Linked DNA regions of Mus musculus: all the other regions are linked to region 3. The links are chromatin loops, found by intact Hi-C in ENCODE. Cell type or tissue: heart. All regions are shown on one strand.

What was found. A loop is a pair of places that touch in the nucleus more often than their neighbours do. Peaks named below come from ENCODE experiments on the same cell type or tissue, not always from the same donor. Only the 100,000 strongest peaks of a DNase experiment are listed, where the experiment ranks them.
Region 1: a loop joins it to region 3, with 2.1 times the contacts of the local background. A loop is called at or near these places in 2 of 42 quality-filtered maps.
Region 2: it touches region 3 in a loop (2.4-fold over the local background); 10 of 42 quality-filtered maps call a loop at or near these places.
Region 4: a loop joins it to region 3, with 2.4 times the contacts of the local background. A loop is called at or near these places in 2 of 42 quality-filtered maps.

What each region holds. Positions count from the first base shown.
Region 1 is chr3:84,866,203-84,874,202 of GRCm38, forward strand. All of the region lies in intron 3 of Fbxw7 (F-box and WD-40 domain protein 7), which reads left to right. The region is part of intron 1 of Gm40080 (a long non-coding RNA gene); the gene reads right to left. Among named protein-coding and RNA genes, the nearest start is that of Gm40080, 8.3 kb to the right of the region's middle. In heart, a CTCF peak has its summit at 4,138 (motif pointing left); no DNase peak of the experiment used is centred here.
Region 2 is chr3:84,689,750-84,697,749 of GRCm38, forward strand. It overlaps Tmem154 (transmembrane protein 154), which reads left to right. Exons shown (of 7, transcript NM_177260.2): 5 at 795-880; 6 at 2,746-2,803. Among named protein-coding and RNA genes, the nearest start is that of Tmem154, 28 kb to the left of the region's middle. In heart, a CTCF peak has its summit at 3,255 (motif pointing right); a DNase peak (open chromatin) is centred at 6,962; H3K4me3 peaks cover 322 bases; H3K27me3 peaks cover 312 bases.
Region 3 is chr3:84,811,040-84,819,039 of GRCm38, forward strand. Fbxw7 (F-box and WD-40 domain protein 7) reads left to right here and starts at 4,538. Exons shown (of 14, transcript NM_001177773.1): 1 at 4,538-4,730. Gm35486 (predicted gene, 35486) reads right to left here and starts at 3,394. Exons shown (of 1, transcript NR_165832.1): 1 at 1-3,394. In heart, no CTCF peak of the experiment used is centred here; DNase peaks (open chromatin) are centred at 3,432, 4,292 and 4,622; H3K4me3 peaks cover 3,401 bases; H3K27ac peaks cover 2,187 bases.
Region 4 is chr3:84,886,204-84,894,203 of GRCm38, forward strand. All of the region lies in intron 3 of Fbxw7 (F-box and WD-40 domain protein 7), which reads left to right. Among named protein-coding and RNA genes, the nearest start is that of Gm40080, 12 kb to the left of the region's middle. In heart, a CTCF peak has its summit at 3,672 (motif pointing left); no DNase peak of the experiment used is centred here.

The DNA.
Region 1 (8,000 bases), 55 kb after region 3:
TTTTTTGGTTGTTAGTAATGTGTATTGTGAACTAGTGTGGATATATATTTTCACTTCTTTTGAGCATGTGTGAATGGGGAGGGGTTGAGAATTAATCCTTTGTGTTTCTTTTCAAGTAGTGGTCAAAATAGCAATACACTGGGGTCCTAGTCTCCACATCCGCATGGGCAGCCATGTGTGTATTTTAGTCTTCCTGGTTGGTGTGAAAGGACACTTCATTGTGGGTGCTTACTGGCCGTTTGTTGTCTCTGAAGAAAGAGCCATTCAAGTATTTTGCTCATTTTCCAGAGCAAATACTTTTAATTTTGAATTGTGATCATTTTTTTTACGTGTTATGAGTAGTAGATGTTTATTCAGTATGAGAGTTCCAAGTATTTTCTTCTTTTCTATGGATTATCCTTTTAGTTTGAAAAAAAAAGTCATTGGAAGAAATGACCCATTTTATCAGATGGGTTTCTCTGTAGCCCTGGCTGTCCTGGAACTCACTCTGTAGACCAGGCTGGCCTCGACCTCAGAGATCTAACTGCTCTGCCTCCTGAATGCTGGGTTTAAAGGTCGTGACACCATTGCCTGGCAGAATGAAGTGAAAGGTTTTAATCTTGATAGAGCTCAGCTTTCATTTTGCTTTGCGTGTGGCACAAAGTTACACGTTCATTTTAAAATAAGTCATTATTGATAGTTTAGGTCTGTAATAGGCTTCACCCTAAGTCCATAAAGAACACTGGCATTTCTTGTATCTGACGGCCAGAGCACAAAGGGAAGGATTTCTACTGTATTTGTCTTTCAGTTCCCCATGCATTTGTTTCTTATGTTTGACTCTGTGATTACTCAATACCCGACCCTACCTGCCCTTGGGGGTTGGAGGTTAGGTAGTAAAGAGTCAACAACACAGGCTCCAGGAGCAGGTGAGAAACACCGCAGCAAGCTCTTCTGAAAACTGCTGCAAGCTCCTTTAATACCCTCTACACACACATGCCCATTGGTCCCAAGAACAGCAGTTCCTGACTGGCTGGCACTGTCTGCATCAATCCTTGCTCTCTCAGGCAGTCCGCACTTAGGTCCTCCTGCAGGATATGCTTTTGCGGCTCCTTGCCCCCTCCCGGCATTTACATAAAGGTGACCCCGCTGGTCCTGCTACAGTTCCTATATGAGATTGGTTTATTTATATTAGTCTGTGTTGTATATGATAGCTCCCCCTCCACCTGAGATGAGACAGGGTCTTGTGCATCTCTGGCAGATCCTGGAGATCTCTGCTTCCTAAGTACTGGGGTTTTTGAAGTTTTCTTTGCATGCCTTTGGTTTCTGTTCTGGAAAGAAAATAGATTCATAGGAGACTTATCTTTGTTACTTTTTGGCTGAGAATGTTCTTCTGATTTGGCATGTGGCCAGAAGCTTTCTGAGAGCCTCACAGAACACAAAGCTGATAGAAGAAGTGCTGGGAAGAAGCTCTGAGGCAAGATGGCATCAGAGGATGTGAGCCATGTATCTGAGTACAGTCTCTGCCCAGTTCTTTCACTGACTACCATAAACTACTCAGGTGCCAGGGTATCAGGCTGATAAATAGGAAGGCGTGGCTCAAAGGTGAAGGAGCTGAGCACAGGCAGTAGCTACATGCTGCAAAGGACAGTTTGGTGTTCCCATTCACAACACTAAAACCACAAGTTCCTCTGAAAGATTATAGCAAAGTCCAGATAGACTCTTACATTGTTTACATAAGGAATTCTGTTTTCAAAGGGCTCAAGAAGAATACTTAGGAGTGAATAGATAAAGCATAGAGGCACTTTAAAGATGCAGGAGAGAGTTTTAGGGCTGTCTGGAAGGAGAGTTAATTAAGTAACAAAACAAGTGTTTAGCAGTGAGGAGAGTCAATTAGCTTAGAGTAATAAAAGCCATCAACTGGAAGGATGGGAGGATGAAGAGTCCAAGTCAGAGGCCTGCGAGAGGATTGCTAGCCTGTGATGGCACAGGACCATAAATAATGGCTGCAGACTCAATTCAGGGGGAAGTGTCAGCCTACAAAAGCAGGAAGTTCAGGCAGAATCAACATAAAAGAGTCCACATTTAGCTAAGTAAGTGGTCTAGCTGCTTAGTTGCAGAGAAAATCTTGTAAGCACTAATAGAGAAAGAAGTTATCATGTTGGCTAGTTGAGGAACTAGACATTCAGTGAGCTGAAAGAAAACCTAAAAGATGCGAATTTGTTACCGTAATTTGAAAGTAAAATAAAGACATGTTCAGATAAACACTGGGGTTTTCTATCATCCCACCACACTTATGAACAGTTCTATAGGAAATTGATTGGTTTGAAGGGAAATAGCCCCAGAAGTCATATCGAAGCTAGTAAATACATAATGTACTATATTTTTCTAATTATAAAAAGCTATATGATTTCCTTACTGTAAAAATGACTAACTATAATACTATATTGTTGACTAATGAAAACATTTATCAAATTATACTGTTTCTTTTTGACTAAATTTGGATTTTTTTGTTGTCGTTGAGGATTTTTATTGTGCTTTTGCTTATTTGAATGTATCTCCTGTGAAATGTCTGAGAAATGACCTATTAGACTCTTTAATAAGATATACCATGACAAGTGGATGTTAAATGATATTTAGTCTTTCAACATCTCAAATCTGCTAGGTCTTTAATTTAATTTCAGGTTGTTTAATAGCATATTGTCACTTTGAAATGTGAGAATTTTCTAACAAATCTGACATTGTAATTATTTCAGGTAGGCCATTCAGTTGATTGCATTTACACTGCAGTCCATATGCCTTTCACTGCCTGTATGCAGAACTTTCTCCTTACTCCCGCCAGAAACTCTGTTCCCAGTAAGCAACAATCCCGTAGTTCCTCTTCTTTAAGTGTTATTAGACCGTCTGTCTGAGCCATGAGAGTGCTGTAAATTCTCAACACGAGCTGCTCAGACAGCTGTTTGCAGACTCTTCTCAGTTTGTGACTGATTCTTCAGAAATATAAAAGCTTTGCTGCTGAGGCCTCAGAAGGAGGTAAGGGAACCTGGGAGAGAAAGCGGGAATTGGGGCTAGAGAGATGATAGAAGAGGTGAGGACTCTTGCTACTCTTGTAGAGACTGGGGTTTATCTCCCTGCACCAACATTAGGCAGCTCGAAACTTCCTCTACCCTCCTCTCAGTGCCCCTTAAGACATACATGCATCTGCCCATACAAACACACATGCACAGCACTAGCATGCTCACACACAAATAAGTAAATAAGAATACTTAAAGAGAAGAAAGCTTTTTTTTTTTTTTTTTTTAAAGGAATCAATGAAATGCTCATGAATAGACTGCTGGTGGAGATGTAAATGTTAAAGGTTGGTGAGGGTCACACGTGTGGAGGACACAGGGCCTCACTGAATGTAGACTTTCCCAGTGGGTTAGACTGGCTGGCTAGTGAGCCCCTCATGCTTCTGCTTCTACCTCCTAGTCTGGGATCGCCCCAGGATTGCCATTACATGCTAGCCTTTTTACATGGGGAGCTGAACTCAGGTCTCCATGCTTGGACAGCAAGCATTTTGCCTACCTAGCCATCCCCTTAGCCCCTAAATTTATAGTTTTCATAAAATGTCAGTATCACTTGAAACAAACTTCTTTTAGAGCTGGGGACCAAACCTGAGGATTTGCCAGCTCTACCACTGAGGTGTTTCCCTAACCCTGTGTGCTTAGGAGTTACCATAAAGACTTTGTCACTTCTTTTTGAACACATGAACATTGTGCAGTTTAATGCAAATTTCAGAACTTCCTTGTTAAAAATTGAATTTATGATAGAAATTTATTTAGCTTAATATATTAGTCTACTTAGATTAGCTTATTTATTGAGGAAAATTATTTGGAAACTGGAAGTACATTGTTTTTTGGATCATTTTAATTGGTAACTTCTGATAATGGCAGTGAGTACATTTGAATTATAAAATCTATACAGTCAGCCCTTATCTACCTTTAAATCCTTTACAGTGTGGTCTTGTTTGCTTGTTTTTTGATGGAATCATATGCAAGGATATAATTGTTGTGTTTTTAGCCATTACTACATTGAAATTCAGTGTCTAGGTTTAAAGTAAAATGTAATGTTACTTAGTATGAAATTACTAAACATTACAGTTCCCTCTTCTGTCACTTCAGAGTTACTGCACCATGCTTAGCTTTAAATAGCTGACCAGAAAACTGTGTACCAATTGTATTGTTAGTATTTCTTTAATAGTTGAATTTAGAATATTCACTGCCAAAAGTTATTTGTAGGTAATATGGGAGATTGGGTAACAAGGCAAGTAACACAGTGAAAAACACAGGCATTGTACAATTGATGGCATCAGCATGTTTCTGCTGGACTGGGCAGGGCATCTAGGCACCCAGCGGGGTGGATTAAGGCGAAGGAAGAAGCCGGTGGAACGGAGTGCTACTCCATTCATCTGCGCGGACTTCTTTACTTTAGATGTTTTTGAGACAATGTGGAAAATTTGACTATTGACTGGTGTTAATGAAATGTGGTTAATGTGATCTAATTGTGTGGTGATTCTGTGAACATGAGAGGCACTTGTGAAGTGTGTGTGTGTGTGTGTGTGTGTGTGTGTGTGTGTGTAGTAAGTAGGCATGGTATATAGGACTTAATTTAAAATATCTGCAAGGAAGAAGAAAAGTCAAAGCAATATTGGTGATATTTTGAATTGAATATAGGTGTAATAGATATAAAATATAAATAATATACTGTTTTTTTAATGTATATTGGAAACTTTTCATGTAAAAATTCCAGATTTTTACCTACTGACTGTTTTCCTGGTACCACAAATCCTCTCCTAGCATTTACAAGTCTTCTGAGATATTGGAGAGCTTTACTTAAATTTTTGTTGCAGAAATGAGGCTCTTGTAAACCATTTAACCTTTCCCTTTGTATTTTCTTCTTGTTATCTGTCACCATTGATCATAGTAATTATTCTGGTTGTTACGTCTTTTTTTTTTTTAAACTTTATTTTGTCTTTGTTTTGGGAATATAAATTTAATTCTGGTGGAAGAGATTTGTTTCTGTTGCAGTACCTTCATTACAATTGTTTTGTTTTGTTTTTCGAGACAGGGTTTCTCTGTATAGCCCTGGCTGTCCTGGAACTCACTTTGTAGACCAGGCTGGCCTCGAACTCAGAAATCCACCTGCCTCTGCCTCCCAAGTGCTGGGATTAAAGGTGTGTGCCACCACGCCCGGCTCCTTCATTACTCTTAGTTGCCTAGCATATTAGATGCTTAATAAATATTTCAATGATTGAGAGAATGGGAATTAGTTCTAGAAATCCAAGGACATGGAGTTTGGTCAAGGACAGAGCAAAAGAGAATGTTTTTGAATCTTATGAGGCTATGGAAACCTTAACCTTTGGAGAAAAATGTGGGCTAATATGTACAGATTTGGAAGAGTAAGTCACCACCTCTTGTTTTTTCACTCTAAAACCTTGATATTTCATACATTCAGCATAGTCCCAACAACAGGAATTCCTCTAAGTTATTGTGCTGTGCTTTTCCAATTGTCTTCAAAATGTTCTCTGACTTTTTGAGGCAAATCTTACTCTGATTTCCAACTTAACATGGAAGCGGTCCTCCTGCTCAGCCTCTCAGCTCTCCAGGACTTCCTGCCTGTGTTGCCATGACTGTACTTATTTATCTGTATGATGTACCACTTGAGTCTGGTGTCTATGCAGGCCAGAAGAAGGGATTAGTACAGATGGTTGTGAGCTGCCATGTGGGTGCTGGAAATTGTACCTGGGTCCTCTGGACGAACAGAACAGCCAGTGCATCTCTCTAGCCTTGAATAACTAACTAACTAACTAACTAACTAACTAACTAACTAACACACACACACACACACACACACAAAATAACTATATTCTCCTTAAACAAAATAAGAAGGATGGCATTGTGTTTCATTTTTGTAAATGTATTTAAGGTCTGGCTTGAAATATGTTTTAGCTTTTGTGTTTAGCCAAGTGAGAGACAGGCTGTAAAGTGTAAGGAAACTTCTCAGGTAAATAACTACAGGTGTCTTCTTATAACATAGATTGAGAATGACAGACTAAGCAACATCCTAGGAGTACTGAAAACAGTTGTGGTCTCATAGATTCCATGCAAGGATCCTGGGAACCCTCCATGTTGCTGGAGTGAATAATTTCTCACTGGGATACTGTTTATGAACAACATGCTATGTTTGTAAATGGAAGAATCATTGTTTAAAGATATACTAGAACCGGTTTGGTGAATTTATATTTGAGACATTTTTCTTAAAGACTGTTGACAGTACCTTATGTTTACTTACACAGATAAAAATGGGCCAAAGAATGTCCTGCCACAAAGTTGTGTTTGTAGTTTTCTGAGGATGGATGAATGGACTGATGGACAGATGGGTGGATGGAGGGAGCAGGGGAGGGAGCTGGAGATCTAACCAAGGCCCTTGTTCATGCTAGGCAAACACTCAAGACCTCTACTACATACAGTATTTAACTTCTCAAAGGAAGAATTTGACATTGAGTTACTTATAGTTAAGAAGGAAACTAGTTACTTTATTGAAGTAATCATGAGGGCTGGGGATGTGGTTATGATGGCTTGAATGAGAATGGCCCCCAATGATTCATATATTTGAAAGTTTGGTCCTTAGTAGGTGAAACTGCTTAGGAAGGGTTAGGTGGTGTGGGTTTTGTTGAAGGAGCTGTCACTAGGGGTTGGGCTCTGAGGTTTCAAAAGCCAAGACTAGGACCAGTGTCTCTCTCTGCCTCAAACCTGTTGACAAGATATAATCTGTCAGCTCCTTTTCCAGGGCCATGCCTGCCTGCTGCCATGCTTCATGTTGTAGTAGTTATGAGCTCACCACCTGAAACTAAGCAAGCCTCCAGTTAAGTTCTTCTAAAAAGTTGTTTTGGTCCTTATGTCCTCAGTGCAGTAGAACAGTAACTAAGACAACGGTATATTCCTTGCTTACCATGCTTAAAGCCCTGGGTTCCATCCTTAGCATCACACAGGAAAGAAAAATCATACTTTTAACTTATTATTGATAAATTATTAATAAATAATGTTTTCTCTACTTTTTAAAAGGGCCTGTAGGTAGACTTGATTAAATATGCACTGTCTTTTTCCCTCCAGAACAGTATTATGCTCATTTTTCTGATAGTTAATAAATGTTTACTTCTGTTGGTTAGTCTTCAAGTTCTGTCTGTATGCAACATAGTGATCAGTATTACATTGAATTAGTTAACAGGGAAGAAAAATGATAAATAATGAAATAACCATTATTGCTTACATTCTATTTTTGTTAGAACTAATTTAAGAGCCAAGGGATATTGGGGATGGTATAGGGAATGAGGCTGATGAAGCATTTCATGCTTTTGGGTATTTCATTTTATTTTATTTTGTTTTTCAGGACAGGGTTTCTCTGTGTAGCCCTGGCTGTCCTGGAATTCACTTTGTAGACCAGGGTGGCCTCGAACTCAGAAATCCGCCTGCCTCTGCCTCCCGAGTGCAGGGATTAAAGGCGTGCGCCACTACGCCCGGTGTGGATCTTTTATTTTAGGCCTTTGTAGAAGCAGTAGTGATGCTGAGGCTGGTCAGATACCTGGCTTTCATTGAGAGCAGCATATATTTGCTGGGGACTTTAAATTGATTCTTGCTTTATTTTGTACACAGTGATGTATGTTCTGAGCATATTCTGTACTTATTGGCGGAGTAAATTATGTTAGATGTTAATGCTTGGTACCTGTTCTTACACTAGCACAATACTTTATTTATTTATTTATTTATTTATTTATTTATTTTACCTTCTTTAGCTCCCCTACTTCCCATATTTGCTAGAGAGGTTTATTAGCAGCAGTTAAGACTGTACCCTAATGTCTCTGATGAGCATCTCAAAAGGTAGCAACATGGCTAAAGCTTGCTTTTACAAGTTCTGTTGATAAATCATTTTAGACACTTAGTCTGATAGTCCCTTGCATTTTCCATGTACTGTGTTCTTTGGCT
Region 2 (8,000 bases), 120 kb before region 3:
TTGTCACAAGGAACATGAATCTTACTTTCCAAACCTTACCCAGGAATGTCTGCTGTGGTCACCTTTGAGAAAAGAGTTTTTGTCTGGCTGCTACCAGTGCCAGATGCATAGCAGTTAAATATCCTGGCCCTGGGTGAACGCCAAAGACACCCAGTGATGCCTCCCCTGCCCCTCCCATCAGCCTCTCTGCTGTAGATCCTGCCTGCTTCATCTTCCAGTGCAGCACCCACAGTGTGTTCAGGGCTGGGGGCCTTTCCTTCCTCTCTCCATCTATCCTGACCAGAGCTTTTTCCCCTATCCACTTCCTTGAAGCCCGGGAGACGGGCCTGAGGCTTTTCTAAGAGCTGCTATTCCATTCCTCTTAGCTAGAAGAGCCTAGGCATTGAAGGAGACCAGACAAAAGCAGCCTGCTGTCCGCTCTCTTGATCTGGGTCATTGTTCAAAACTCCAAGAAAAGAGAAGTGAGACCAAGCAAGACCAGGAGGCTAAATGAGAGGGCCACTGAGCACCTTGGCAACCATGCCTTTGGTCTCCAGAGAGCAGCTTCTCTTTTAGTCCACTCCCTCCCTGGCCTCTGTGTCATCCAGTTGGGCCTTAGTGACAGAGGAGGGCTCATTGGGGATTTTGCCTTTCTTCCTGCCAGAGTTAGATGCTCTCTTGGTTAGGGTAAACCCAGGGCTAGCTCAGATTGTTTCTAACCAGTCAATATTCTAGACTCTTCCACAAATGAAAATCATCCTACCGAGCCTTTTCTTTTTTTTTAAAACACGCATGCATTTCTGTTCTCTGTCTAGCCCTATTTTTGAAGAGGACACACCCTCTGTTATGGAAATAGAGATGGAAGAGCTTGATAAATGGATGAACAGCATGAACAGAAACGGTATGTGAAAGCCCAAAGTGTTTGCCTCTCTGGTAACGCAGGGTTAGACGGCTGCCTCATCAACAGCTCAGAAAACCTGAAGTCATGCCTCATCTGGCACTCGACCTGTGTACCCCTTAAAGATCCAGTCCAATCATAGTGCCGGGTCTGTTACCACTTGTTTCTATTTGTGTACTAGTTGTTGATGCGGAGCTTTTCAAGAAGAAACTGTGTTTTTGTTTCTGATAGTGTGTGCGCCCGCGCCTCCCCCCCCCCCTCTCTCTCTCTCTGTGTGTGTGTGTGTGTGTGTGTGTGTGTGTGTGGTGTCTGTTACTGGGAATCTAACCCCCACCTCTAACATGCTAGGTAGGTGCTTTTCCAGCCTGGGAAGGAAATCTGATTCAAAAATTATCTGGGGGAAAACATCTGAGATGACCTTCTATTTTCTTGAATTTAGAGAATTCCAGTGGTTGCACAATTTCATCGAGTGCATTTTATATGAACCTCTGTCCAATACACAAGGTGTTAGAGCTGTGTGCCTGTTTAATCATATAAAAGTAAAACATGGCTTTGGTAGCCGAATGGTAAACGTTTGCTAACCCCTGAGTATGGTATTTGTCGGTCTGACTCTAGAACACCCCCATGTCTGTAAATAGCTCTATCAGACAGGACTGCTATACACACTAATAGAGTATTCCCACACAAAAATTTTCAAGTGATAGCTGGTCTTTAAACTGTGTGTCCATTAGAAATCAATGAATTTTTAAATTAAAATTTAAAAAATCAATTAAATTTTCTTGATGCTCATATGAAATTGATAAAACTCACTAGATATACTACTCATATTTGTATGTGTTATAGTTGTGGTGTATACATGTATTGTGAGTGTGTGTGTTTGTGGTATATGCATGTATTGTGTGTGTATGCTTCTGTGCAGAGAAAAACATCTGGTGCCACTCTCTAACACACTCTTTGAGAAGTCCTCACTGAGCCTGGACAGCAAGATGTCTCTGACTCTGTACTCCCCTGTTTGTGTGCACACACGTGCATGCACGCACACGCGCGCGCACACACACTGAGGGGACTTATGTGCATGCACAGCTACATCGAGGCTTTTACAAGGGTGCTGGGGATTTGAACTCAAGTCCTTGATGCTTGTGTATTAAGGAACCCTCTTGACCACTGGATGATCTCTCCAATCGTTTGTATTTTTTAGGACAGACTTACTTATTTATGTGCATGTTCACAGTCTGTGCAACTACTAGCATTCACGTACATTCATGGTGTCTAGAAGAGGGTGTTAAATTGTCAGTGAGCAACCCTGCCTCAAAAATTAGGGTGTAGAGCTAATGAGCACATGAGCATACTTGGGTGTGCATATGGCTACCCAGGCGTAACACACAGACACAGAAACACAGACACACACAGACACACAGACACACAGACACACACACACATGATGTAGTAGAGGAGAAAGAAGAGGAGGTCCCTCCCCACCTTCCTGACGCTTCTGCTGTGGAGCTGTCGTGCAGGCACTGTAGGACCTGAGGTACACCATTTCAGTCCTGCGTCTCACTTCCAAGATGCATATTCTGGTTTGCAGAACACTGTGAGCGTCCAGAGGACGGACTGAGCAAGCAGTGATGGATTGTGTGCCCTTTCAATAGGGGCACGGAACACTGCAGCCCTGTATCTGCGTGATCCGTGCTCTTACCGTTTCAGGAGCCTCGGTGTCATTAATCTTTGAACCTCTAGAACTCCCCAGTGGGGCCATTTCTTCACAGGTAGCCGCACAGAGGCGCAGTCTATTCCCAACTCTGTCAGTTTTGTGGGTAGAAAAAGCAATTCTGGTGACTAACGGTGAATTTCCTTTGCTTCTGTCTTAGCCGACTATGAGTGTTTACCTACTTTGAAGGAAGAAAAGGAACCAAACCCCAGCCCAAGGTACTTGTGATGTCTCTCAGGGATGGGGAAGGGTGGAAGAGGGTCCCGTCTACAGCACAGCACAGCATTTTCTTTGACCTCTTTGTGCCTGGCAATTTAATATGTCAGTTTACAGGGAGGAATGTGCAGTCAGGAATCGTGTTTTGGAAAACACAAAGCATCCTAGTAGCTCTTGAGGTTTCAAAGAGACGCTGTTGAACTGACTTTTGTCTTAGTCCTAAGATTTGCTGATTATAGCAAATTGAATCGGGAAGCTATTTACCTTGGATAGATAGATGTTTGGTAAGGAAACAGAAGGAGGGAACAGCCCAGACAGATAGGTTTTCAATAATTGTGCCTAAGAGGAACATTTTATAAAGCAAGAAACAAACAAAGAACCCTAACCCTCTTGGTCTAGATTAGTATCAGAGAGAAATTAAATGAAAATTAATAACATATCCCAGTCTGCCACTAGGTGGCTCTGCCTGATAGAAAATTTTAGTGCCTTGGGACCAGTGTGATTTATTAGCACTTGACAGTATTATTTAAATGATGTGATCTTTGTGAGGAGAGAAATGAGTGAATTTGGGGGATTTCTGATTAAAGAACAGTTTGCTCGGTATGTGGAAAGAGCAGGAAGGAATTGGAGAATGACTATAGTTTGGGGGTCACCAAGTCACCTGTTGGGGTAACAAAGATGACTGGACAGCAGAGAAGTTGAGCTGTGACGGCAATGGGACTCTTGTGTTAGAGCGCACAGATCGAAGTTTGAGAGCACAACGGATACCCGTGAAAACACGTTACCTGTTCACCCATTGCAGATGCTTACAGATGCAGTCATATAGCACCATAGGCCCTGAGGCCACAGCCCTGCAAGTAAAGACTAGTGGTCAGGTTTTCCTTTGGGGTCTCTGTCTCTGCATTTATTCTAGAATCCTGACATATTAGCTAATAGTTCACCACACTGCATCTCTCTGTGTCACGGACTGACACGGTCCTACCCAGGGCAGCCTCAGCTCTGACCCTTAAGCCCACTCTTAGCAATTACGGCCATGTTACCTCTTGGGGGTTTGTATATGTTACAGTTCATTATGAATTTGAAAAATATTCTATCTTACTTAAATGAGATTCCAGATAATAACAAGAAGGCAAAAGAAAGAAAAAGAATGCCCTGGTTATAGGACAAAGGACATTATGGAGAAATCTTTTCCACATATCTTAACCTTTCCCTCCTAATGAGACAGTGCATAGGTCAATACAGGTCATCTGCAAACTGTGTTTACATTATGACTTGTATGTCAGTACTTTTATATCCTTGATTCCCACTCTGAAATTACTGCCATCCCTGTGGAAAACGACCCTGACGGGTTACAAAGATTAAAAGATTAAAAATCTTTTTTCTTAAATATAGAGAGGTTGGTTCTTGAACTAAGCCGCCTGTGAGACAAAAAGGCCATATCTGTTTGGAGCTCTATGTGAACTTGTCATTTTGCAAGTGAATATCCGAATTCCTCTGTGGGCCTGGAACCATCTGGCTTTGACGGGATGCCTGCCAGGGCTTCATCCCGCTCTCTGGAAGCTGTGCTGGAGTCCTGGGCCACCCAGTCTCAGCTCTTGACCCATCTCTCTAGTGACTTCCACAGACGTATGGTAGCGAAAGTAGAATGAATTCACAGGGAACGCTCCTGTGTTCTTTACCTCTCACATACACAGCCCATCATCAGGGCCTCCCCATGAGTGGGACGTTTGTTACAATCACCTGATAGGTCAGCATCAAGCAACCTTCCTCTGTGGCATCAGCCCCTGAGACGCCCCCCACACCCCATATGTGTACACAATGCTCCAGAAGGCAGGGATGTGACTAAGGAGTGAGTTGAATGAGTGCTGCACTCGCCTGCCCTCCTGATAAGGAGGAACCATTTGTAGCATCAGCATCCCGTACTTCTGGGCTTCTGGGGACTGGCAGCTCCACCATCCCTCCCTTCAGAGCTTCCCCTGGAATCCATCCCAGCCCCTGATTTTCACTTTCCAGTTCTCACTTTCCTATCCTTTTCTGCCTGACTCCTGTTCTCCCCCTCGGCTCCTCCCTCCCGCCTCCCTCCTTCCTTCTCTCTATTCCCTCCCTCCCTCCCTCCCTCTCCTATTTCCCTCACCTCTGCTTCTTTCTTTAACTCTGGATCATACTATGTAGCCCAGGCTGGCCTTGAACTCATAATCTTCTTGAGTATTGGGACAATAGCAGCATTGACACAGATTGACACTTTAATGTATATGATAATATATATTATTTATTAATCACATAATAACACAATTTTATTTACATTTATTTAAATTAGCACAATTTAATATTTATAACTGATCATAAATTAATTGGTATTATATAATTATATATAATAATTGATAAAGTGATTACTAAATTATATTAATTAATATAAGATTGTAATATAATACACTATATATTAATATATCAAATTATGATATAATATATAACATGTCATATATAATATAGTATGATATGTAATGTGTGACATGTGACATGTAACATGTAACATATAATCTATATTTAGGGTATATTAATTGCACAAAATTTACCTCAGAGTAGACATTTTTCTTGAAATGTACATGCTCAGCCCCCAAATAGGATGTTAGTAAGGACCAGGTCTGTACAAACTACTACAAGCCCTTTGCAGTGAGGTTGTCATGTTTACGAAACAATGACAGGAAAGGACAAGAAAAGAGTTTAGGGGAGAAGAGTTCCATATTCTTATTTTCCACCTTAGTGGCCTTTCTCTGCAATCCCCTGTTCTGTGACTTGTGGTGCACAAAAGCTGCTATAGTGGACTCAGCACAGGACAAGCAGAGGTAGCCCAGAGCTGAACAGATCCATTCGGTGGGCTTATAATCAACTGTTCCAAGTCTCTAGACAATGAAGTCCTTTGTCAAACCCCACCCACACGGCACCTCCCAAATGCACTAGATAGCATACAGTCCAGACATCGTCCACCTGGCCCAGGCTAGCCTGCTGCTTCCTTTCTCCTGACTCATGTCTAGTCAGACACTCAGAGCTTCTGTCTGCACCGTGGACCACATGAGCACAGACAGGGAGGCACAGACGTAGCCACGCTCCCGTTTGCTGCTGCTCATCACCATCCAGAGGTGGAGAGTTTACACTGTGTGACCGTGCAGAGAAAGGTCGAGGCATTAAAGTGTCAGTGACTGCCCCCAGTGTTCCCTATCTAGTCCCCACCACCCCAAACAAGAGTGAACTAGATTTGCAGTACCACAAGGGATAGAACGTAATAGTTTGTGTTCTCCAGCCAGAAGGACACTGTTAAAGACTGTGTGTGTGTGTGTGTGTGTGTGTGTGTCCCAGAGTGTGTCTCCACAGCAGGCATGATCTCTGTATCTTGGGCCGATTCCGAGCCTCATTTCTCTAACTCCACCCAGGCCAGGCCTCTGTCGGGAAGAAGGGACTTTGTATAGATGAGAAAGAAAGCTTGATCTAATTGTTATGTGATGTCGTGCCAAATCCAACTCCACACTCTCTGAAACTGAGTCAGAGTGTCGTGACCCCAGAAGGGTTGAGTGGTGGCATACCGCCATGTTCAGAGATGGCTGCATTAGCTGTGGCCATAACTCAGGATTGTTGCAAGATAGATGGGGTCGGGAGGACAGGGTGACTGTCCAGTCTGGACAAACAGTCACTGCCATGAGGTTGAGGGATTTGAGCTGAATCTGTCCCCATTCTGCTGGCAGTGAGCCCGTTGGGTGCTTTCTTGAGGAAAATACAGCCGTGCTTTGTTTAGTTTTACAGTTTGTCCTCCTGTTCCTGTATATGCTTGTGGAAAGGTGTTCCATGTTCTTCCCGTGTTTATATAACACTCCTAGACAAATTACTCTTTAATGTCACTGTCAGAAATAAGTTGCTAAGACTGCACGTGCGCACATCGAGGCAAGCGGGAAGGTTGAAAGCGGAGCTGCCTGCGTGTTTGTTGTGGCTCCGTGGCAGTGCGCCAAGGTATTTTAACAGGGAACTCCAGGATTTGCTAGAGTTAAAAATGCATGGCTTATTTGATCATTTTCCAGAGATGATGAATAGCCAGAGACAGCTAACTAAATAAAGCAATGAGCCTGTGACGGAGAACGCCCTGGCTTACTGTGCTGGGACTCGGGGGAGGAGGCCGCTGACTCACCGCAGGTCTTGTGGATGGATAGATACCACTCCACACAAAACTCCGGAGAGGCAGCTGCTCTCTGGGAACTGCTCGATAGCCCATCAAAGCAGAAGCAGTTTGTGACATGCTGGGACCAAGTCACGTGGCTATGGCATTCCAGAGATCACGCTTTTAGGGAACTGAAGTAAACAATGCAGCTAAACAAAAGGCGTCTCCCTAGAAATGTGAGCTGTGCTTCTGAAGACGATTTCTTAAAGCCTTTACATCTCTGAGACAATGCTGTAGGTAACTCACAAACATTTGTCAGAGCTCAGGCTGCCTAGTACAAATCACCAAGAGGCATGCATGCATGCATGCGGGTGCCAGGCCTGTAGCATGGGGTTTTACCTGTCTTTTTCTCTGTGTTTTCATTTGAGTGTGTGGTGCTGGGGACTGAGGCCAGAGCCTCTCTCACCCCAGCCCCTCATTCATTCTTTTACAACAACCCTATCAGCTTAGAATTGTTAGGTGTGCTTTGCAGATGACATCAGATGAGGATATTAAAGCTAGGAAAGGTTACCTTGCCCCTTGTCATAAAACAAAGACATAACGGCCCCGATTCAGGCTTCGGGCAGATCGTATGTGCTTCTGATGTTAAGAATCTACTTGTTTGTGGATCCCAACCTTGTAACTATCATAAAAGCCCCTATAAATTAGCAACTGCCCAGTGCTAGCACCCACAACAACAAGATGCAAGGCACAATCATTTGAAAGGTCCAAGTGTTTATTTACTGGACCTGAGGAGAAGGTACAGCCTGTCAAAGTGCTTGCCTTTGAGCATGGGAACCTGAGTTCAGATCCTAGCACATAGCACAGAAAAGCTGGGTGTGATCCTACGCTTGACTTTAACCCTAGCACTGTCCCAAGCCAGAGCCAGAGACGTGTTATGTGTTCTGCTAGCGCACAGCCTAGCTCCAAGCTCAGGGAGAGACACTGTCTCAGGAGAGCAAGACCGAGAGTGAGGAAAGAGCAGGACGCTTGACACCCTCTTCCAGCTTACACAT
Region 3 (8,000 bases):
ATGCTAGCTCTTGCTCTCAAGGGTAAATCCATTCCTTCATAGGCATTAGAGTCTCCTTAATTGGCATTCTAACACATACTGAAAACCAGCAGAGGCAGTCAGCCTTTAGTACTGAACAACTACTAGATTCTTGGACCTCTCTTTGGTTGTTGACTAGCTGTTCTAATAAAGCCCCCTTCTTTAAGTTCTGTTCCTCTAGAAAGAAGGCCCTCAACAGAGTCAATAACAGGGGGAACCTAAGTTAACACTGAAGTGAGTTCTGCTCAACACTCAGCAGGATTTGAAGACTGAGTTCTTGCCAAGCGTTGTGAGGTGTGGAGCAATGGCATGCATGTAGCAAATGTGACCTAGAATGTTAGACGACACGCAGCATGATTTATTCAAGCTTATGACATACAATCCCAAGTACACAGTATACAGAAATTTATGTAGATGAGATGGATTAAAGTCTTAGGAAAATTTCAACAGTATTTCTAACAGCCTAGAACTGAACCCAGACTCCTATCAGCAACACGGCTAAACAAACTGTTATATATTGTTACAATGGAACACTGAATATTCATAAATTAAAGGGAACAAATTACAGCTATACGAACCCGAACAACATATGGATTACAGTCAGGTTGAGCAAATATGGTAAGCATAACAGATTACACATTATCATTCCCTCTATAGAACATTCACAAGAAAGGGAAAAACTAAACAATGTACTGCTTAGGGAGGAACACCTGTGACAGAACAATGACGGACGCAAGGAAACGAGTACCACAAATGCCAGGGAATGTCCACTCTCCCAGAAGGGAGACTTGTTTAGGAAGGCCATTACAGGGCTTTGGAGGATTAGCAAACTCCATTTATTGGCCTGTTTGACTGCTTACATGGTAGTTTCTTTGATAATTACACCACACAATTGTCTTACATGTTTAAAGTATATTTCACAATAATGCTTAAAATGAACTGATATGCTATAGTGTGTTTTTAGAAATTTTGCCTGTTAATCTGTTATATAGTTTGACAGTAGAAACCAGTGATGTGGGATAATAAAACATTGAGTAGTTTCTCAAACAAGCTCCCTTTCTTTTTCCTTTTTTTTTTTTTTTTGACACAGGGTTTCTCTGTGTAGCTCTGGTTGTCCTGGAACTCACTCTGTAGACCAGGCTGGCCTCGAACTCAGAAATCCGCCTGCCTCTGCCTTCCGAGTGCTGGGATTAAAGGCATGCACCAACACTGTCCGTCAAGCTCCCTTTCAAGGGAAAAGTTATAAACCTTACACAGAGATCCCTTTGTCCCACTTTAACACAGTATACAGATCTTGGTGATAAACTGGTGAGTCAGGAGAAGAACTGGGTTACCTGAAATAAGTTTTTCTGACTTACTTTTCAGAAATATGATTAAACGGATATATCTCTCCTCTAGATTCACAGACAACACAAGGATCTGAAAGGATATAGAACAAACTGGAGAGGTAGGAATTTTGTCCTCTCCAGCAGCCAGTTGTAGAACAGCTGCTTGCTCCTGTTACCAGGCAGGACAGGGACGTGAATGACCTTACTCAGTAAGTTTAATTCCTGAGCAGGCTGCTCAGGGCTCTTGTGAGTGCCACTCTGACCCTCAGCGATGATCTGACACTCTGCATGGTGCACTCCTCCGAAAGCATCCTTGGCTGCACAGCTCTGACTCTGAGGTGCTCAGCTTCCCAAACCCCTATACACCTGTATTTTATTTCTTTACTTCCTACTGTAAGGAAGAGAGTTCAACAAAAGGATTAGGTTGGAGCCATGCTGGCCTACTGTTTATTAATTGATCTGATTCCCTGTGAATCTTATTGAATACAGCCTGTGAATGGATCTTGTCTGTAGACAGTCAAACCCAGGGTACTTAGGGCAAGTTATATGACTCCTGGGATTTCAGAAGGACCTGGTGCAACTTGTCTCTCCTTGCTTTTGTGGCATCCTCCTCTTCCCTTCACTCACTCTTGTTTTTGTAGCCTTTGAACAAAAATGAACCCTTGATTTATCAACATAGGCATTTTCTTGATCTACTTTGCACGAAGTGGTAGCAGCCGTGGCATAAACCTGGGCTTGCTTCTTAAATGCGGACAGAGCATGTTTGGTCCAATCTCCCAAGAAGGGTGGAGAGACCCGAAGCACTTATGATAGCCATCGCTGTAGCTTCCAGAGGGACGGGGTCCAGCCACACAACTGTTTCCCTTCATCTTTGCTGCTGCTTTAATCTCACTGTCACACCACTAAGGAGGGCAAGTAAGTTCGTAACAGATTTCTGAGCGCTGTAGTTCTTTTATCTCGAAAATTCTTTTATTAGAGAACCACAGCTTACATTTCATGAGTTTTTCCTTAAACATTTCCTAGCCCAGAATCTGTAGGACAAACGGCCCAATAGATTTATTAATAACATACTCCCCACAACACACACACACACACACACACACACACACACACACACACACGAGAGAGAGAGAGAGAGAGAGAGAGAGAGAGAGAGAGAGCGCGCGAGAGCGCTTTGAAGAAAGACCTGAGAGGCGCCAAACTCTTTTGAAGATGGTTAAGGGGCACTCTGTTGACAAAATCTAAAAAGCTCCAAAAAATCCAAACAAGCAAGAATTACTTTTAAAAGGGGGCTCGACTACATTCGCCCCTTGAAAACATAGAAATCCCCTAAATAATATCCTAGATGTTGATTCTCTTTCAGCCCTGTTCCCCAGTCCTGCCAATTCGCCTCCTTTCCCACAAAACTCTGAAGTTGCGACTCTGAAGAAACGGCATCCTTTTTCTTTCGTGGCAGGGGGCGGGTGGGGGTGAGGAGGGAGATGTAGTACAACTTGTTTCTACGCTTCAACTTACAAAACGCGTGCGCTTCCACTATCACCTCTGAGTCCCGCTATTGCTGTGCTAGAGGCATTAATTCATTCATTCACTCATCAAACCTTCGTAGTGCACTACTACACACAATGCGGCGCAAGGTTTCACCCCACGCCAAGGGAAGGGTGGGACGTTCGCTCCCGGGAGCAGGTGCAGCCACTGGCTGTAGGTTAACTTTTCCAGCCGTCTCTCGGTTCCAGGATCTGCTCCGGGCCAAAAGCCTCACCTTCGGGTGTTGCGCGCCCTAGCCCGATCCCGGGCCTCCTCATTCCCAGAGGAGCAGTCCGCACCTGCCCCGGAGGGAACGGCGACAGAGCTCCCTCTCCGCGCCGCCCTAGGGTCAGGGGTAAGATCAGGCGGTAGCTTAGGCTCGCCTGGGCTCCTCCCCTTCCTCTCTTCAGTTCTGACGCGGCCGTAGAGGCGGCGGCGGCAGCGGCGGCGGTAGCAGCAGCAGCAGCAGCAGCAGCAGCAGTCCCGCGGCCCGAGGCGCACCCACCCGCTCGCAGATCGCGACTTCCTCTTCCCTTGGTGCGTCATCAGAACGCGCCGCAGCCTCCCAGGGCGGGGTGGCTGGAGATGGGGAGAAGAGGCCCGGAGAGGAAGGCGCAGAGAGGAAGGGGAAGGGAGGGGGAGGAGAGCGGTTGCTAGGCGACTTACGTCATCGCTGGGCGCCACTCTCCTCCCGCCCCTCTGTGGAGTGAGGCGAGAGCCCCGCACAGAGCGAGAGAGAGACAGAAGCTGAGCTTCGGGCGCTGCCGCCGCCGCCGGGGAGAGCGTGAGAGCGAGTGAGTGAGCGAGCATCCGAGAGACCCGGCATCCGTGCACTGGCCGCCGCCAAGACCTTTGCCGCAGCCCGGGCCATCGGGAGCCGCGGCCGCCGTCGGCTCCCCCCCTTACATTCCCGGCCGGCAGCGGCTGCTGCACACGCCGAAGCCGGAGCCCCAGCCGGAGCCGGAGCCGGAGCCCGAGCCCGAGCCCGAGCCGGAGCCCGCGGCCGGGGGGCAGGGAGGCGGCTGCCGCGGGTCGGGACTCGTAGCTGCTCAGCCGGGAGAGGACGCCCGCGAGGGGCTGGGCTTTCTGCCTCGTCCCGGACTGTGGGACGAAGGACCCCCCGAGGTGTAGGGAGGGGGTCCCGGCCGCCGCGACACATGCGGGAGCCGGGAGCGGGGGCGGCGCCGATCCGAGCCCGCCGGGTCCCCAGCCTTGCCGCTGTCCACACCAGCCGCCCGGGGCCGTAGCATCCCATAGCGGAGTGTATGAACCCCGGCCCCCAGCCCAGGAGCCACCTCCGGGCCGGGGGGGCGGGGACCCCGATGTGAAACGGCCGCGGCGGCGTGGTGAGCGGCCCCGGCGCCGCTGTCCTCTCCTTCCCCTCCCCTCCCCTCCACCCCCTCTGGGGGGGCTTCTCTTTGGGCCTGCCGCCGCACCCCGGCTCCTCGGCGGGACTCCAGGAGTTCTCGGCGCCCCCTCCCCGCCCCAGCCCCCCAGGGCGGTGGGGCCGGGGGGGAACCTGGGGGGCCGGCTGCAGCCTCCGCCCAGAGGAAACTTTACCCAAACAAAATCTTCGAGCTTTCTGATCGTGACTGTCCCGGGACAAGTGGCCCAGGACGGGCTGAAGCCACCACAGTCTGCAGGGACCCAGGAAGAGAAAAAGCGGTGAGCGAGCGGGGCCGCCACCGCCGCCTCTATCCCAGCAGCGCGGAAGAGACCCGGGTAGCTGCTTGGTGGAGCGACGCTAGCACCGCTTCTTCCTCAGTTCCGCGCCTAGCCAGCCTTCCGCAGCTGCCCGCCTCAGCCCGAAGGAGGAAGGGAGCCAGCCACATTGTCAGCGCCACCGCTCGACTCTGAAGCGTGAGTGGACCCGGGGGAGGGGGACATTATAAGGTGACAAGTGGGAGCGGGTGGGTGCTTTGATGCTGGAGTTCGGCTGTTCCTCGGGAGGGTTGGCAGTGGAAACCTTTCCTTTCTACCAATAGGAGAAAGTGTCAGTTTGCAGGAGTAATGCAAGTACTCGGAGTTTTTTCTTAGAGCAGCTGTGTCTCCAGAGTGGACACTTGCACCTTTTTGGACACTAAACTGAGAAAGCCTATGGCCAGCTCTGTCCCATGCCTTTTCCTGGCAACCTTATTCTGGCAGTGGTTTTTGTTTCAGGGAAACTCCCATGGATTCCCACGTGGGAATCACTTGAATCAACCCTTAATTTTTTTTTTTCCTTTCCTAACTATTGTTTTTGAAGTTGCCTTGGATGGGAAGACCAGATTTCATTTTAGTGCATAGGGGAGTTTGGTGCCCCCAACGCTTTATTTCCCAGGTCTACAGAGTCCGATGTGTAGGGTGCTTGCATGTTTCAGTTGGCTCAGGAAAATCCGAGTTCCTAAGATGCACAACCCACTGAAACTTATTTCAGGGAGAGCACTTAATAAATTACCATTTCGTAAAAGTTGCTGCAGCGCTCTCTCTCTCTCTCTCTCTCTCTCTCTCTCTCTCTCTGTGTTGAGGGAGAGAGGGAGTAATATGTTTTAAGTGGTAGCACATTTTTACTAGGTTTCTACTAGGGACTGGAAGGGCATGCATGCAGCTGTTTTTATTTGGCTCTACTTGTCGACCTTGAGACTTTATACTCTTTTAGGAAAACATTTAGCACTCTGAGTGTTAAATTAGAGGTATAGAAAAGTAATGCTCACATATGTAGGTTAAGCTGACCATCCTAAGGCTTAACGTACTGTAGGATTTCATGTAGCAAGGAACATAGGTAGTAGTTTAAGACTGGAATTCTGGTCTATCCAGACAGCTAAATGTGGGCAGAATAAAGATGCTCTGTAGAAATGACTAGAAACTTGGGAGTATCAATTTATCTACCCATCCATCCATCTTAATTTCTCCATTGAGGGTCATGATTAAATTTGTTTGAAAGTTTTTCACATTTCATGTTTGGGACCTGTTCTCCCCTCCTCTTTTTAAATAATGAACCTCCAAGTTTATCATTCTGCATTATATAGCAATGTATTTCTCTTTGACCAGCCTTCTCAATCTTTCAGGATACAGTTTGTTTGAGGAATGCTAAAACACTGTGAATTTACCTTACCTTGCTTTTATAGATTTTGTTTAATCTCTACTATCATCTGTCCCAACTTTTCTTTTCTTCAAGACTGTTTTTCTATGTTACCTTGGCTGTCCTGGAACTATCTCTGTATATCAGGCTGGCCTAGTGTTCACAGATATGCACCTGCCTCTGCCTCCTGAGTGCTGACTGGGATTAAAAGGTATGTGCCCTGACTGCCAGCCACGTCACAGCTTTTTTGAGTAGCTCCCTCCCCCAACCCTCATTTCTTTGGATAACTTTGCCCTCTTTTTGGATCTCCTAGCCTTTTTTTTTTTTTTTTTTTTTTGTTAGATACTTTGTTCTTCATATGATTTCATGAGACACTTTAAATTTTGCTTAAGTGGGAATTAGTATGAAAATATTGAATGGTAAATTTAACTTTAGATTTAGAATAAAACGTGTTTTTGGATCTGCTAACCTTACTTTGCTACCCTGATAAAGTCATATATTCCAGTTTTGAAAAAGATGATATTTGAGAAACTTAGACTTTAATAGTTTGCTTCTTGGAAAGGAGGAGAGTGGTACTTTGAGTTTGTACTGCATCTAATCAGAGGACCTGCTTTGTGTGTAAATTGGTTTTAAATTATGGAAGTACTTTACTGAATGTAGTAATAACAAGACATTTGCTATTTTCAGTCTTTTGAGGGTGACAGAGACAACCAACTACAAATTGCACAAAACTTTAGGAAAGGTTGAACTGGTGGGAAGGCTCTGTGGGTAAAGCTGCTTGTTGCAAGTCTAAGGACGTGGAGTCTGTCTAATGCCCAGAACCACAGGTGGACAGAGAAACTAACCATACAGAGTTGTTCTCTGACCTGTGTCGTATGTGTGGACATGTGGTGGTAGTACAGTTGTAGTAGTAGTAGCAGTAGTAGTAGCAGTAGTAGTAGCAGTAGTAGTAGTAGTAGTAGTAGTAGTAGTAGTAGTAGTGTAGTAGCAGTAAAAAGAAATACATTTCTTAAAAATGTAGGAAAGGGGACATATATTACCATTATTACTCATAAGATCACTCTGTGTCAGGGAATGCAGTTGCACATTTTTATTAGGGAAATACTGATTTTGGATGACCCAGGAATAATTGGAGTGTCTGAGCCAAATCTTGGAAAGGCTCTTTCAGGAAGAAAAGAACATACACAAACAAAATGTTAAGGGCTTAGCGTCAGAATAAGTAAAAGATGAGATCTAATTAGGAAGTTAGCTTGGTAGGAATGCCTACTGAGGGAGGGAAGTTCCTGACTAGAGTTAAGGTCAGTTTGTGCTTGTATAAGAGAATTTGAAAACAGTGTTCCAAAGAAGGTAGTTTCAGGATATTGGGAGAAATTATATTTTAGGACAGACATTATACTGGCTTTAGGATTTTGTTTCATTAGGAGACTAACATTTTTATATTATGGTCATCTAGGGGGCAGCACAGAAGGAGACACGAAAAAGGAAATGTTTTGAATGTTTTTTAGCATGATGCTAGTTTCTTATGAGTAAATCAGAAACAGGGTAGCAGGCTTTGCTTTGGATGTTGAATTTGGGGTTAAGAGCTAGGTATCTGTACAGTTCATGTGTTAGCTCATTGTTTTTCTTTTCCTCCCTCTCTCTTTAAAACTTTTTCCACTTTCTTTCTCTTCTTTTGTCTCTGTCTCTTGTGCCAGGCTGACCTTGAACTTGTTGTGTACCTTTTAACTTGTAACCACCCTGCTTGGACTTCCTGAATGCTAAATGTACTAGTGTGTGCTGCCATTTCTTGTTTTGTAGTGCTGGGGATGGAACCTAGGCCTTTGTGCATGCTAGGCGGGTACTTTACCAACTGAGCTACATCCTTAGGACCTACCCCGTGCAGCTTTCAAGACTGCAAAATAGTTTGAGTAATATGCTGACAGTGTAGGTAGATGGGAGTCATTTTTAAGCCTTTATATTTCTGAGATTACTGATACGAAATTAAGAGCTGAAAAATGAATTTAAAATTTTGGGACCTGAAGCAGATTTGTGTTGGTATAAGCACAGCTATCAAAAGGAGAGACAGTCCC
Region 4 (8,000 bases), 75 kb after region 3:
CTTCCATACTCCTGTTCATTACCAAGGAGGTCAGGACTCGAACTCAAGCAGGTCAGAAAGCAGGAGCTGATGCAGAGGCCATGGAGGGATGTTCTTTACTGGCTTGATTCCCCTGGCTTGCTCAGCCTGCTCTCTTAAAGAACAAAGACTACCAGCCCAGAGATGGTCTCACCCACAAGGGGCCTTTCCCCCTTGATCACTAATTGAGAAAAAGCCTTACAGCTGGATTTCATGGAGGCATTTCCCCAACTGAAGCTCCTTTCTCTGTGATAACTCCAGCTGTGTCAGGTTGACACAAAACTAGCCAGTACAGAGGCTGATGTGTAGATTCCGTCTGTATTGGCTTTTACCCCTCATGTGACTGCTGCTTACTATACCAGAGGTGTCAGAGGAGGAGTCTTCATGCTGGGTTACCTGAGCCAAAGGATGGCAGCTCCTGCACAGACTACAGTGTCTCTGGAAAGCACTGCTCTTTACAGTCTGCCTGCCAGTCTAGTTTTGCAGCATTTGGTGTTTGGTTACCACGGGTTTGTGTAGGATTTGTGTCTTAGCAGAAAAAAAGCAAAGGGAAGCTGTGGGAGTCAGGCACAGCAACCCCCAGATTACACGGTTCCTTACAGTGTTCTTCCCTTATACCTCCATTGTAAGAGGGCTGTCTGTAAAGTGGGAGTTGCTGCTTCTACTGATAGACCACTAGTGTCTGGAGCCAAGTAAATGCAAGTCTAATGTGTGCTGAGACCACACTAGAAGGCTCCCTGATTTTCAACTCTATATTTTCATAGGAGAAATCTCTTAGAACTTTTTAATCAAAGGCAAACAGGATGATGGAGTTTCCCATAGCCGTTATTGATTATCTTAATTTACAAAACTGAAATCTGAAATGCCCCAGAATCCAAAATTGTTGACTGTCATGTTGGCATACAGAAAGTTTCTGATTTGGGAACAGTTGGACTTCTTGAGATTTTGAAATAAGGAATATGCAGCATACAGCATGTTAAATGCTGTGTGCCAAAATATCGGTCAGCACTGTATATGTACACTCTTATTTAATCTTTAATACTTCTATAAGACAAAGTACAATCATTTGAAATCCTCTCTGCAGATTAGACAGTTGAGGTTTTAAGACACTGGATAACTTGTCCCGTTTTGTAGGTAGATGCTGGCACAACTTGTGTTTGTAGCTCCTCACTACCAATCCGGGCCTCTTATCCACCAAGATTATAGCTTGGGTGTTATGTAGCTGTGTATTTCCCCATCCAATGCTTTAATAACATCCAGCAAGGTTTATATTTTTCATGTCCTTTGTTCCTATTTATTTTTACTTTCAACATAAAACAGCTCTGCTGGAATTGGAATGGCCTGGCTGTGGCCACAGTATTGTATAACTTCCACAGCCTTGGGAGTGAAATTCAGGCAAATATGTTGCAGCAGGTGGTCAGTGCTTAAAATTATTTCACTTGTGATACAGCGTGTGTGTCAGAGGTTTACTCTAACAGTAACATTACGCTTTAACTGTACAGCACCTGGCATAATGTAAGGTTCAGTTGGAGATAATTGTTATTTTTTTTAGTTGTGTGGGGAATTAGAAGGCAGCAAAATAAGAAAGTTGGATGTGTTTGTGTTAGAATTCAAAATTTTATTTTCATTATTTTGCCTTAAAAGTAATTTTAGATGTCAAAGTACTTATAACTTATGTAATACAGTGCTTTTTAAAATTTATCTGCAGCTTTAAAAACTCTTTGTAACTGGTAAGGAAGCATGCATTAGTTACTGTTCTGCTGCTATGATAAAGCACCACGATCAAGGCAACTGATGGAAGGAAGGGTTCATTTAGACTTATGTTCTACAAGGTAAGGATATAGCAGCAGCAGCAGCAGCAGCAGCGGAGAGTTCACATCTGAACCAGAAGTGGGAAGCAGAAAGAGGGAATGCCTGAGTTTTTGAACTCTGCAAGTTCAGTTGCAGTGACTTTCTCCAGCAAGGCTACTGCTCCCCAAGCCTCCTAAAACAGGGCCACCGGCTGGAAGCCAAGTATTCACATGCCATAGACTAGAAGGGGACATCTGACTCTCACCACTACCAAGTGCAGTAAGAATGAATGCATGAGTTTGGGGTGTGCACAATTACAAATTACCAAAACTCATTAGTCCTGATACAAGTTCTAAGGAAGAGAGTTGTGTCTTAGTTAGGGTTTTACTGCTGCGAACAGACACCATGACCAAGGCAAGACTTATAAAGAACAGTATTTAATTGGGCTGGCTTACAGGTCCAGAGGTTTAGTCCATCATCATCAAGGTGGGAACATGACAGGCATGGTGCAGGCAGAGCTAAGAGTTCTACATCTTTATCTGAAGGCTGCTAGTGCAAGACTGACTTTGAAAGATCTGCATGCCTTTCTTCTAAACACTGGGATTAAAGGTGTGGTCCACCAAGCCTGGATTTAAGTTTTTCTTTACCTAGAACTTGCTCTGTTCTAGGCTGGCCTTCAACTCATATCTATTTGTCTCTGCCTCCTGGGATTAAAGGCTTGTACTACCACACCTGGACCTAAATTTAGATGGGTGGAATCTTGCCCCAAGGTCACTTCTCCCTTAATTCAAATTAATCTCCTTGAGCACAGGATTCAGCTCCATTTCACTTCCTGGTGTCCCTTTAGTACTCAAACTTTATATTTTGTATTTTTCCTTTCTCAGCTTGCTACATTTGTTCAAATGTTCTTCATCAGACTTAACCAGAGAACAAAGTCTGTTGGGCTTTGTTGGGACTTCCTTTGTCAATGCAATTATTATAAATCTCTTTAGTCTTAGTCTTAGGCAGTCTTTTCAGACAATGGCCACGTTCACCAAAACAACACAAAACAGTCTCTCACCACATATTAAAGTTCTTCTCCACTGAAACCTCTTGGGCTAGCATGCCTAAACAGTTCAAATGACCCTCAGCACCAGTCTTCCATATTTTACTAGGTTGGCTCATTAAGCCCCACTTAAAGCATTCCTTGGCTTCCCAAACCCAAAGTCTCAAATCCACATTCTTCCAAACAAAAGCATCGTCAAGCCTATCACAGCAGTGCCCCAATCCCTGGTACCAACTTCTGTCTTAGGGTTTTACTGCTGTAAACAGACACCATGGCCAAGGCACCTCTCAGAAGGACAACATTTAACTGGGGCTCACTTACAGGTTCAGAGTTTCAGTCCATTATCAAGGCAGGAACATGGCAGCATCCAGGCTGGTGTGGTGCAGGAGAAGCTGAGAGTTCTACATATTCATCTGAAGGCTGCTAGCAGAATACTGACTTCCAGGCAGCTAGGAGTAGGGACTTAAAGCCCACACCCACAGTGACACACCTACTGCAACCAGGTCACACCTATTCCAACAAGGCTACACCTCCAAACAGTGCCACTCCCTGGGCCAAGCATATATAAACCATCACAAGTTGTCACTGTCTTAATCTTAGGAGGGAGCTTTTCCACAAAAGGAGTAGTCACAGATGGTACTATTTGCTGTTGTAAGTTATGTCTTGTTTGTGGTGGAAGACAGATTTATACGAGTGACTTAGAAATAACCTGCACCAGCTAAGCCTCTGGACCAGCAGCCCTAAGAACTTGTTTCCTGTTCCACTGCCTGGGAATACTTATCTCAGAGTCTAGATTAGGTGAATGTGCCCCCTAGTGTTAGAGTGGGCACTCTGACTGCTTGCTGGTTAAATGGAAGCATCTTTACCCATTTACCAACTGGAACATAAAACTGGCTTTGTACCTGCTAATATTTTCTGTATTCTTAGTATCTTGGTTGGTAGATTAAGGAAATGGATCTATAGTATTTTCTGTTCCATAACTCCTTAATTGCTAGTGTAGGTAATGGATAGTATTTTCTGTCTTTTCTTTTTCTTAGTTTGAATTAGTGCTTGGATTTTTGCCTAGACAAAAGGAGTAACTTGGAATGAAGAAAATGGACTCAAACTTAAAGAGCTGCACACTAATCAATCCTTCGAACGCACATGGAAACCAGAGACCACCCCTACTGTCCTCTTAGTTACACAAGTGGCTGAGGTTAGTGATAAAATCCTCTGCAGCCTCCACTGAATTCAAGCTGTGACCAACACAGCATTGTCTGTATGGAAACTGGTGCCTCCAAGTTGGAGAGTGCTTACAAGTGCTGCCTTGTTAGGTTGGTGCAGAAGTATTGTTCTGTAACCTGAACACTCTGAAAATTTCTTGTGTGAAAAATACAGATTATTACAAACAGGATCTATTTTAATGATTCATTAAGACACTGTTATTTTATCTCTACACAAATGGAACTCTTTGTAAGAGAATCACAGTATTTCTTACCATTTCTTACCTCATAAAACCAGTCAGTACAACTGACCCTGTGTCAACTTGACACATACATCCATCACTAGTAAGCTATAATCTTTCCTTTCTTAATCATCTCCAGATCTATAACTTTAAACTCCCTCATTTTTTACAAATTCAAACACATTAAAATTCCCGTCCCTTTAAAATAGCCAGTTTCTTAAAATCCAAAGTCTTTTAAGACAAAGTCTGAATTGTGGATTCAAAGTCTTAACTGTAGACTCCAGTAAAATACTTTTTTACTTCAAGAGGAAAAAAAAAATCAGGGCACAGTCACAGTCAAATCAAAATCAAACTCCAACTGTCCAGTGTCTAGGATCTACTCATAATCTTCTGGACACCTTCATAGGGCTTGGGTCACTTCTTCAGTTTTGCCCTTTGCAGTACACACAGCTTGTCTTCTAGGCTCTGGTTGGCTCCATTCCACTGCTGCTGTTCTTGGTAGTCATCCCATGGTACTGGCATCTCCAAAACTCAAGCCTCAACTTCTGTGAAGGCCCCTTCAGTTCTGGGCCTTCAACTGCCACTGAGGCGGCACCCTCACCAATGGCCTTTTCTGGCCGCTCCCAGTGCCAAACCTCAGCTGCTCTCCATGACCCCTTTATATCTTTAAAACTTGTATCGTCTGGGTGACTCATATATTCCTATGTCCGGCTGCCAACATGAGGTACAACCTTTGTTGCCTCTGGAGCACAGCTTCTCTGTGCTCTCAGAAAACACTTCTCAGAAGACTTTATTTCATTAATACTGGTCTTTCTTTAATCGGCACTAATTTCTTAGGTCCAGCTAACCAGCAACAAATGTTCTAGGGATGTAAAGGTTTCACTTTAAGTAGTTCTGGTGTCTTGTTAGTCACAGCTACAGCTGGTTCTTTAGCCCCAGCTGGCCAGAACCAGGGTCTAAATCACAGTAACAAATGGCCCGGATAGTCTTTAATCTTCCCTCTGAAACTTCACAAGACAGGCCTCCATCTTTATTGCTCTCAACATTCTTTTTTTTTTTTTTAATATTTTTTAAAGATTTATTTATTTACTATATGTAAGTACACTGTAGCTGTCTTCAGACACACCAGAAGAGAGCATCAGATCTCAGTATGGGTGGTTGTGAGCCACCATGTGGTTGCTGGGATTTGAACTCAGGACCTCCGGAAGAGCAGTCAGTGCTCTTAACCACTGAGCCATTTCTCCATCCCTCCCACCCCCGCCCCTCTACATTCTTATCTTACAGGTTCCTTCAGAACATCCCACTGAGGTGTCAACACTCAATGGTTCTTCTAGCCCAAAGTTCTTACATCCTCCCACAATCCTTCCTAAAACATGTCAGGTCTCTTACAGCAATAACCTTCTGTATTAGTCAGGGTTCCCTAGAGACCCAGAACTTAAGGATAGTCTCTATATTGTTAGGGAATTTGTTGATGACTTATAGTCTGTAGTCCAACTCTCCAACAATTGTCAGCAGTAGCTGTGAATGGGAAGTCCAGGGATCTAGCAGTTGCTCAGTCCCACAAGGCAATCAGGCGAAGAAGAGAGAGTAAATCTTCCTTCTTCCAATGTCCTTATGTTGGTCTCTAGCAGAAGGTGTGGCCCAAATTAAAGGTGTGTGGCTCACGCCTGGATCTGGGACTTGCTTTGTCACTATGCCTCAAGAGCTCCATGCCAAGATCCAGGTCAGAAACTTGTATCTCCCAGATTAGGATCACAGGTGAGTCTTCCAATTCTGGATTGTAGTTCAATCCAGATATAGTTAAGTTGACTACCAGAAACAGCCACTACAATCACCCCTTGTCAACTTGATACAGATAACATCTCATGTCCACATGAAACAATAACAAAGCCAAGAATACACCTAACATGATATACTTACTATCCGTCGTACAATTGCAAACACATTTGTAAATTTACAATGGGGCAATGTCCCTTGAGAACATTCTTTTAGTGTCTCAACTTAAATAACAATTGATGTTAAAGAAATTGGAAGAAAAACAAATGTATTCTAAACAAAATAAGACAGAAGCATTTACATTACTTGATAATCCTCATTTCTGCAACTGGTTACATGGCCTTAGCTGGTATTTATAACTACCTTCCTCTACTACCCATTCTGTATTTCCTTCACCCTTGGCAAACACCTCAGCAGGTCTTGGCTCTTTTCCTGGAGGATTGACCCATACCTTCATTCCTGATGGGTCTGCATCCTTTGTCACCTTGCTTGGATTAGGCTGTTGTAGTTTCCCATTGACTTTAATCACAGGGCATGGTAGTACTAAGAGACGCCCTAAGGGGTCTCCTACATTCCACACATAATCCTGCTTACCTCCATTGTGGAGAGGCAATCCAATTTCCCCATGGTAATCTGGATCTATCACCCCTCCTAACACTGTTATTCCTTTCTTAGCCTGTTGGTTTAAGGGCATTAGAAGCCCAAAATGACCAGGGGGAAGTCTGAGCTTTCAGTTCAATGGAATGTTTGTTGTGGTTCCTGGTATGAGCACTCCCTGCTCTGGATCCCAAACTTCTAGGCCAGCAGAACCTAGAGTTGTGGGGACAGGATGCAAAACATTTCCTATAGGTTCACTGGGAGTGATAATGAGTGGAACTATTCCCTTTTCCACCCCTTGATTCCTGGACCCATGGATCCTGACTATGGGGGAAACTCTACCATATATTGGATGCTGATTCAAAGCATATACTGCCTTCTGAAGAACTCTGCCCCAGCCTTCCATGCTGCTGCCACCTAATTGGTGCTGTAACTGTGTCTTCAAAAGGCCATTTCATCTTTCTGTCAGACCAGCTCCTTTAGGATGATAGGAAACATGGTAAGAGCTGTAGCACTTTGCTGGCTGTGAAATGAGTTCCTTGGTCAGAAGCAATACTGTGTGGTATACCATGACGATGGATAAGGCATTCTGTGAGTCTGTGGATGGTGGTTTTGGCAGAAGCATTACGTGCAGGAAAGGCAAATCCATAACCAGAAAAAGAATCTATTCCAGTAAGAACAAAACATTGTCCTTTCCATGAAGTAAGTGGTCCAATGTAGTCAACCTGCCACCAGGTTGCTGGCTGGTCACCTCGAGGAATGGTGCCATATCTGGGGCTCAGTGTTGGTTTCTGCTGTTGGTAGATCTGGCATTCAGTAGTAGCTGTAACCAGGTCAGCCTTGGTGAGTGGAAGTCTGTGTTGCTGAGCCCAAGCATAACCTCCATCTCGACCACCATGGCCACTTTGTTCAAGTGGTCATTAAACAACGACATGGATGGCTGGGGAAAGAGGCTGACTGTCCACAGAACAGGTCATCTTATCCACTTGATTATTGAACTCCTCCTCAGTTGAAGTCACCTTTTGGTGAGCATTTACATGGGACACAAATATCTTCACATCCTTTGCCCATTTGGAGAGATTTATCCACATACTTCTTCCCCAGATGTCTTTCTCAACAATTTTCCAGATCTTTCCAGGTCCTTGACCATCCAGTCAATCCATTGGCTATAGCCCACTATGCTGGTACTAACTTGTCTTAGGGCTTTTAATGCTGTGATGAAACATCTTGACAAAAGCAATTGGGGAGAAAAGAGTTTATTTGACCTACACTTTCCAATCATAGCCGGTCATTGAAGGAAGGCAGGACAGGAACTGAAGCAGAGCAGGA